2 separate regions of the Homo sapiens genome follow, and region 2 is linked to region 1. A link is an interaction called in ENCODE POLR2A ChIA-PET data of the cell type or tissue named here. Cell type or tissue: endothelial cell of umbilical vein. All regions are shown on one strand. Links, peaks and the distances in the headings refer to the core of each region. The heading gives the core; the rest is flanking DNA.

Region 1 (4,421 bases), core at 1-4,000:
CGACGCTGGCGTAGCGACGTCCGTTCGCTGAATATGCAAATATACACGGAAGTGAGGCGGGTCAGGGGGCGGTGCCGTTAAACGGATGCTGGAAGGCGTGTGGATTCCCACGCCCGCCTTGGCCAACGTCACTGTACTCCTTCGTGATGTCACGTTCCGAGTTGGCGTCCCCACCCAAAGGAGGCTCTTAATTAGTCCTAATTAGTCCTATGAGCCCCAAATACACCTTCCTCTGCAAGCTAGGGCTCTCATTGGGATTAAGAGGAAGCCGCGCGGTCATACAGACTTTGGCTGGGATCCCAGCTCTGCCATTTCCTCGCTGTGTAATATTAGATGAGTGGCATAACCTCTCTGGACTTCAGTATTACCGTCTACCAAATGGGAATCCTAATAGCAGTTGCCTCTTTGGGTTGTTGTGAGGCTTCTATGCTAATCTTGAGTGTAAAACAGTGGACCATGGGAAGTGGTTAGAATGGTGCCATTCATATAGTTAAGCGCTCAGTAAATAGCCCTTCTTACTATACAGGTCATGATTGCATTATTAATGCTAAATCCAGCCTGAGGGTGCATTTCACCCCCAGAAGCAGCGAATCCAACCCTTTCCCAAGTAACTGACAAGGAAACTGAGGCCCAGAGCAGGGCAGGGGGTGGCACAAGGTTCCTGCAGAGGTTGATAGCCTGGCATCTTGGCCAATAAAACCATACCCGTTCTCAAGCAACCCAACTTCCTTCATTAGGAGGTAGGTTCCCCAGGGAGCTAGTTCAGAAATAAATTTAAGGACATGTCCCAGACTGTCCTTTCTTACCCAGCAGGGAGTAAAATCATATAAACAATGTCAGGAAGGGGTTGAGAGAAATTCCTGGATGATGGAGTGCTGATGGGTAATTGAGAGATTCTCGGAGGCAGAGGGACAGAAGAAAACAGGAACAGAGGACTGGCCGCCATGGCTCACGCCTGTAATCCCAGCACTTTGGGAGGCTGAGGAGGGTGGATCACCTGAGGTCAGGAGTTTGAGACCAACCTGGCTAACATCGTGAAATCCCATCTCCACTAAAAAAAAAAAAAAATTTAGCCGGGCATGGTGGCGGGCACCTGTAATCCCAGGTACTCTGGAGGCTGAGGCAGGAGAATCGCTTGAACCTGGGAGGTAGAGGTTGCAGTGAGCCGAGATCACGCCGCTGCACTCCAGTCTTGGCGACAGAGCGAGACTCCGTCTCAAAAAAAAAAAAAAAAAAAAAAGGAAAACAGGAACAGAGGAGTGGTGTGTAGGAGGAAACATACATTCAGGACACAGAATCAGGGGGCTCTGGACTTCTTTGGTATCCAGTCTGACTCTCTGAGTGTCCTTTGTCAAGCTCCTGGCACTGAGGGACCTGCGTTTCCTCATCTTTACTGATGGTGCTGGTGTGTGTGTGAACCCTGATATTCTGAATTACTAAGAATGCCAGGATTCCATAAAAACAACCTTTTCCAGGGTCCCTTCCACACGGAAGGTATGCAGAAACTTGGGACTACCTAAGGTCCATCATCCATTTGGGACCAGCCCCCTTCCCATTTTACAGATCGTTTGAGCCTGGGAGGTTGAAGCTGTGGTGAGCCATGAGCTCCACTGCACTCCAGCCTAGGCAACACAACAAGACCCTGTCTCAAAAAACATAAAATTTCTGTCCCCAGGCCGGGCGCAGTGGCTCACGCCTGTAATCCCAGCACTTTGGGAGGCACAGGTAGGCGGATCATGTGAGGTCAGGAGTTCGAGACAAGCCTGGCCAACACGATGAAACCCCATCTCTACTAAAAATACAAAAAATTCGCTGGGCGTGGTGGCGCACACCTGTAATCCCAGCTACTCCAGAGGCTGAGACAGGAGAATCACTTGATCTCGGGAGGCGGAGGTTGTAGTGAGCCGAGATCGTGCCAATGCACTCCAGCCTGGGTGACAGAGCGAGGCTCTGTTTCAAAACAAAACAAAAAAAATTGGCCGGGCGTGGTGGCTGACGCCCAGCACTTTGGTAGGCTGAGGTGGGCAGATCATGAGGTCAGGAGATCGAGACCATCCTGGCTAACACGGTGAAACCCCGTCTCTACTAAAAAAATACAAAAAATTAACCGGGCGTGGTGGCGGGCGCCTGTAGTCCCAGCTACTCGGGAGGCTGAGGCAGGAGAATGGCGTGAACCCAGGAGGCGGAGCTTGCAGTGAGCCGAGATGGCGCCACTGCACTCCAGCCTAGGCAACAGAGTGAGACTCCATCTCAAAAAAAAAAAAAATTGGCCAGGCACGGTGGCTCACGCCTGTAATCCCAGCACTTTGGGAGGCCGAGGCGGGTGGATCACCTGAGGTCAGGAGTTTGAGACCAGTCTGGCCAACATGGAGAAACCCCGTCTCTACTAAAAATACAAAATTAGCAGAGCGTGGTGGCACATGCCTGTAATTCCAGCTACTCGGGAGGCTGAGGCAGGAGAATTGCTTGAACCCAGGAGGCGGAAGTTGCGGTGAGCCGAGATCGCGCCATTGCACTCCAGCCTGGGCAACCAAGAGCGAAACTCAGTCTCAAAAAAAAAAAAAAGAGAGAAAAGAAAAATTCTGGCCCCATCACCTCCATTCCCATAGCTTTACAGCAGTGGGATGGGGTGGGAAGACTACTAGGCCTCCCAGATCCCAGGCCTCCCTCTCTTCTCTAGCCCTCCAGCCCACCAACACCAAAGCCCTGATTTCCGCCATCTCTGTGCTCCCTCCACCCCAGAAAAATCATTGAGTGCATTTTTCCCCCTATTCCTCTCCTCCTTCTTCCTTTCTCTGAGAAGGGTTCCCGGGAAAGTCTTCTGGGAACCTTTGTGAAGGGAGAGGAGGGCCCGGGGGAGCGGGGTGGTAGGAGGGTTGTGAGTGAATCTTCACACCTCAGGAGTCTGTTTACACACCCGTAAGGAGGAAGAGGAGAGGAGACCTTCTCTGAAGGGTGAGGCCTTTTCAGAGCTGGGTGCTTCTTCCTGCTCTCCAGCCTGGTCATGGAACAGTGGCCATTCCTGGTGACCCCTGAGACCAGGGGAGGGAGGGCAGCCTTGGCCATCCTGGGGCATGGGAACACAAGCAGAGATGGGGAGGGGAGAGGGAACCCAAGATGGCTCCAGCGCTGACTCACCAGCCATGGGACCTTGGACTGGTTGCCTGGCCTCTCTGGTGACCGCCCTAGACTAGGGCCTGGGATCCTTCCTGGAAGTTTTTTCTGCTCACAGCCCCTAGTCACCCTTTTCCTGGAATGAGTGAGGTACTCGTGTTTCATAATCCCTCTGGCCCCTGTGCTTCTTCCATTAAAATAAATCCAAGGCTGGGCACGGTGGCTCAAGCCTGTAATCCCAGCACTTTGAGAGGCTGAGGTGGGAGGATCACTTGAGGCCAGGATTTCAAGATCAGCCTGGCCAACATGGAGAAACCCCGTCTCTACTAAAAATACAAAAATTAGCCAGGCGTGGTGGTGCATGCCTGTAATCCCAGCTACTCAGGAAGCTGAGGCACAAGAGTTGCCTGATCCCAGGAGGCGGAGGTTGCAGTGAGCCGAGATCCTGACACTGTACTCCAGCTTGGGCAACAGAGCGAGATTCTGTCTCAAAATAAATAAATAAACAAACAAAAATAAAACTCCAAAAGCTGATCACTGCTCCTTGTTAAATCCACAACCACCACCCACCCGGCCCAACTGACAGCACCTCCCTCTTGGACTCCTGCAGTCACCTCCTCACTGGGCTCCTGACTTCTATCCTTGTCTCCCATATTCCTTTTTTATTTTGAGACAGGGTCTCGCTCTGTCGCCCAGGCTGGAGTGCAGTGGTGCAATCACTGCTCATCACAGCCTCCACCTCCTGGCTCAAGTGATCCTCCGGTCTCAGCCTACCAAGTAGCTGGGACTACAGACACATACCACCATGCCCGGCTAATTTTTAAAATTTCTGTAGAAACTGGGTCTCCCTATGTTGCCTAGGCTGGTCCCAAACTCCTGGCCTCAAGCAGTCCTCCTGCCTCAGCCTCCCAAAGTGCTGGGATTACAGGCTTGAGCCACTGTGCCCAGCCAATCTCCCATATTCTACTCCCCACTCAACAGCCCGTGGGATACTGTTAATACTTAAGTCAAATCACCTTCATCCTCTACTGAGAACCCCCTCATAGCTCCCATTTATCTCAGATTAAAAGGCAGAGTCCTCACTAGGATTTACATGGCCCCACACGACCTGCTGTCCCCTCTCTTGTCTCATTTCCCCTTTCCTCTCGTCCTCTCTACCTCCTCTCCAGCCACACTGCCATACCTGCTATCTTTCAAAATTCAGACACTCTATTATTATTATTTGAGATGGAGTTTCGCTCTTGTCACCCAGGCTGGAGTGCAGTGGCACAATCTCAGCTCACTGCAACCTCTGCCTCCCGGGTTCA
Region 2 (4,449 bases), core at 351-4,350, 250 kb after region 1:
ACCGAGGAGATCCTTCCTTCCTGCCCAGGGGGAAAACGCTCCCCACCCATCCTCACCAGATTAGCCACATTATCAGGCGTCAGCAGAGGCTGCAGGAACTCAGCTGTGATGTCCGTGTCTGACTGGCCGGAGATCTGCGCTGAGGCCTTCGAGGTCCCCGACGGGCCTGGCTCCAAGTCTTTGTCCTCATCGTCCTCCCCCAGGTTGGGCTCTGGGATGAGGGAAAAGAACAAGATGCTGGCTATAGAGAGAGCTGCAGGCCCTCCATCCTTCCGGGGTGCCCGGGTGGTCCCTGCCTCTAGTCAGCCTCAGCAAACAGGAGCAAACAGCGGATGAAGATCCAGGCTGCAGCTCTGCCTCTGGTGCCAAACCACTTTATGACCCTGGGCAACTACCTGACTCGTTCTGAACCTCAGATCTCCTGATCTGGGAAATGGGAGTAAGCCACACCCCTGCAGCTTATCATAAGCTCTAAGAAGAGATTATTATTATTACTATTTTTTGAGACAGTCTTGCTCGTCACCGAGGCTGCAGTACAATGGCATGATTTCGGCTCATTGTAACCTCCGCCTCCCAGGTTCAAGTGATTCTCCTGCCTCAGCCTCCCAAGTAACTGGGATTATAGGCATGCGCCACCAGGCCCAGCTAATTTTTTTGTATTTTTAGTAGAGATGGGGTTTCACCATGTTGGCCAGGCTGGTCTCAAATTTCTGACCTCAGGTGATCCACCTGTCTCAGCCTCCCAAAGTGCTAGGATTACAGGCATGAGCCACCACGCCCAGCCTGGTGCAGTTTTTTAGAAGGCACTTTGGTAATGGCTATCAAGAATGTACACTCGGTACCTAAGGGCACACCTGGGCTCAGACCTTGATTTCTGAAACTATTCCCCACTTAAAGGAAACCAGGGTTCCTTAAAAAGAAAGACTGATTCCAGGGCTGGGGCAAGGACAGTACAAGAGGAGTCTAGAACATCTTGTCATGCTAGTAAGTAAGTGAAATGCTCAAAACAAATTCCTGATAGTAAGTGGGAAGAAGAAGAGAAAGTTCTTCCTTACAGCAGAATGTCAACTGATAAATGTAGAAGGAAAATCTCTTTGGAGCCAGTATAGAATAATAGACTCAGGCAACAATCATCACTGGATGTTAAAACCACTGGGTGAGGCTGGGCGCAGTGGCTCACACCTGTAATCCCAGCACTTTGGGATCATGAGGTCAGGAGATCGAGACCATACTGGCTAACACGGTGAAACCCCGTCTCTACTAAAAAAAATACAAAAAATTAGCCGGGCAGATGGCGGGCACCTGTAGTCCCAGCTACTCGGGAGGCTGAGGCAGGAGAATGGTGTGAACCCAGGAGGCGGAGCTTGCAGTGAGCCAAGATTGCACCACTGCACTCCAGCCTGGGCAACAGAGCGAGACTCTGTCTCAAAACAAAACAAAACAAAACAAAAAAACACAAAAAAACCACTGGGTGAACGTTTAAAGAGAAACATGTATTTTACATAGTTTCAAATATCTCCCCCAGCTTATTACTGACAAAGATAAAAATGGCACTTGACACTAGAGAAAGCTGGTTGAAACTGTGTTAACCAAGCGTTCAAAAGTTAATATCTCCAACAATGGGACACCATGTGCCTCCTGATCCCATGTACTGAGGCAACCAGGGGATCACCTGAGGCGGGTGGATTACCTGAGGTCAGGAGTTTGAGACCAGCCTGGCCAACATGGTGAAACCCTGGCTCTACTAAAAATGCAAAAAAATTGGTCAGATATGATGGCGCGCACCAGTAGCCCCAGCTACTCGGGAGGCTGAGGAGGGAGAATCTCTTAAACCTGGGAGGCGGAGGTTGCAGTGAGCCAAGATCAGGCCACTGTACTCCAGCCTGGGTGACAGAGCGAGACTGTCTCAAAAAAAAAAAAAAAAAAAAAAAAAGACAAATTTGGTGGGTAAAATATAACTTTAAATATACAAACCCTGGCCAGGTGCAGTGGCTCACGCCTGTAATCTCAACACTTTAGGAGGCGAAGGCAGGCAGATCACTTGAGGTCAGGAGTTCAAGACCAGCCTGACCAACATGGTGAAGCCCCGTCTCTACTAAAAAGACAAAATTAGCTGGGCATGGTGGCACATGCCTGTAATCCCAGCTACTTGGGAGGCTGAGGCAGGAGAATTGCCTGAATCTGGGAGGCAGAGCTTGTAGTGAGCCAAGATCCCACCACTGCACTCCAGCCTGGGCAACAAGAGTGAAACTCCATCTTTAAAAAAAAAAAAACAAACAAATACAAAAATTAGCCCGGTGTGGTGGCATTCGCCTGTAATTCCAGTTACTCAGGAAGCAGAGGTATGAGAATTGCTTGAACCCGGGAGACAGAGGCTGCAGTGAGCCCAGATTACACCACTGCACTCCAATCTGGGCAACAGAGCAAGACTGTCTCAAAAAAAAAAGGATGAGGTAGATTTCTATAAAGAACTCCAAGATGAAAGTAAATGAAACTAAATGAAAACAAGGTACAGAATACTCTGCTTAGTATACTTAATTATGAAAAAACATAGTAAGATCCCTACCTCACTCCTTAGATAAATTCCTTTTTTTTTTTTGAGACGGAGTCTTGCTCTGTCACCCAGGATGGAGTGCAATGGTGCAATCTTGGCTCACTGCAACCACTGCCCCCAGTTCAAGCAATTCTTCTGCCTCAGCCTCCCAAGTAGCAGCAACTACAGGTGTGCACCACCACGCCTGGCTAATTTTTGTATTTTTAGTAGAGACAGGGTTTCACCATGTTAGCCAGGCTAATTTCGAACTCCTGACCTCAGGTGATCCCCTCAACTTGGCCTTCCAAAATGCTGGGATTACAGGCATGAGCCACTGTGCCTGGCAATTCCCCCCCCACCTTTTTTTTTTTTGAGACAGAGTTTCACTCTTGTCACCCAGACTGGAGTGCAATGGCATGATCTCGGCTTACTGCAACTTCTGCCTCCTGGGTTCAAGTGATTCTCCTGCCTCAGCCTCCAGAGTATCTGGGATTACAGGCATGCACCACTACACCCAGCTAATTTTTGTATTATTAGTAGAGACGGGGTTTTTCCATGTTGGCCAGGCTGGTGTCAAACTCCTAACCTCAGGTGATTCACATGCCTTGGCCTCCCAAAGTGCTGGGATTACAGGCGTGAGCCACTGCGCCCAGCCTAATTCCTTATTTTTTAAAATGAAAAAATAAATCTTTCGTAAATGCTCTAGAAAAAAAGTGTGATTTAAGAAAAAAATCTTAAAGTTAAGAAAAGCCATAGTTGACACTATTGATAAATAATACAACCACTAGAAAATTACTTCAGAAAGAAAATTATCTGATAACTAAAACAAAGGAATGAAAGAAGAGCTCCACACTCTACATAAAGCACTTCTGGAGGAAAACATAAAGAAGTGTTCACACCTGGGGAGTGGTTACTTCTTGGGAGAGGGATAAGAGGGATACTATTTTCATTTTATTCCTTTCTGTAAAATTTAAATAATGCATAATTTATTAAACGTATATTTTGATAATTCTATTGTAATTTATATATCATATTAAATACTGTAATTTATTTTTATAATTATTTTATAATTTTTTAAAATTAGAGACAGGGTTTTGCCATGTTGCCTAGGTTGGTCTTGAACCCCGGCCTCAAGTGATCTGCCCGCCTCAGCTTCCCAAAGTGCTGGGAATACAGGTGTGAGCCACTGTGCCTGGCCCACATAACATAATCTATAATATAATCTTAGTAAATACAAATTCAGCATAGTTTAAGGTAAATAATGAAACATTTCAGCATGGTCTGCCTGCCCCACCCCACCAGCCCCTCTCACCCAGCTTCATCTTCTTGAGTGTGGAGTCCGAGTCATCGCGGGGCCGCTTGCGGGTGTCCTTGCTGCTCGGCATGTTGCGGGCGATCTCGGCCTGAGGTGTGCCCAGGTCCACCAGCAGGGTGGTGATCTGGGCCTGGAACTCCAAGGAAGCCGGGTGCTTCAGCACACTCAACAGGTGCAGCTTCAGATTCTTACGCACACTGCTCACCTGCGATTTGGCCAGCGTCGGGGGCAGGTTGGCTGTGAGGAAAGTGGCAGGAGCTGTGTCTTGTGGAAGATCTCATGGCATGCTGCCAGTCTTAATTCTCAACCCCAAACTTGGGCAGTGGTCTTGCAGGCATCTACTAGAAAAGTTCCTTCACCCTCAGATCTAACGTGTGGCTTTCCGCCTTACAAGCTGATGCTTCAAACCCTGGGGGTCTCCATCAGTATCAGTCAATCTTAAAGAGAAAAACTCACCCTCTCTTTTAGTAAATACATACAATTTCGTCCTCCTCCATCTCTGGTCTGGAAATTCACATATGCTTCGCTTGGGGAGGGTTATAATCACCACTTTTGCCTCCAGAAACCCCCAACTGAACTGCTGCAACAGCTCACTGCTAGT

Evidence for each region. ChIA-PET counts read pairs that join two places held together with the same protein. Peaks named below come from ENCODE experiments on the same cell type or tissue, not always from the same donor. Only the 100,000 strongest peaks of a DNase experiment are listed, where the experiment ranks them.
Region 2: POLR2A ChIA-PET joins it to region 1 with 7 read pairs; 2 of 35 experiments call an interaction of 5 or more read pairs at or near these places.

The regions. Positions count from the first base shown.
Region 1 is chr19:45,584,921-45,589,341 of GRCh38, forward strand. No RefSeq gene overlaps it. Among named protein-coding and RNA genes, the nearest start is that of OPA3, 2.3 kb to the left of the region's middle. In endothelial cell of umbilical vein, for the core only: no CTCF peak of the experiment used is centred there; no DNase peak of the experiment used is centred there; H3K4me3 peaks cover 491 bases; H3K27ac peaks cover 938 bases.
Region 2 is chr19:45,838,405-45,842,853 of GRCh38, forward strand. SYMPK (symplekin scaffold protein) reads right to left here. Exons shown (of 27, transcript NM_004819.3): 9 at 3,846-4,085; 10 at 57-211. Among named protein-coding and RNA genes, the nearest start is that of SYMPK, 23 kb to the right of the region's middle. In endothelial cell of umbilical vein, for the core only: no CTCF peak of the experiment used is centred there; no DNase peak of the experiment used is centred there.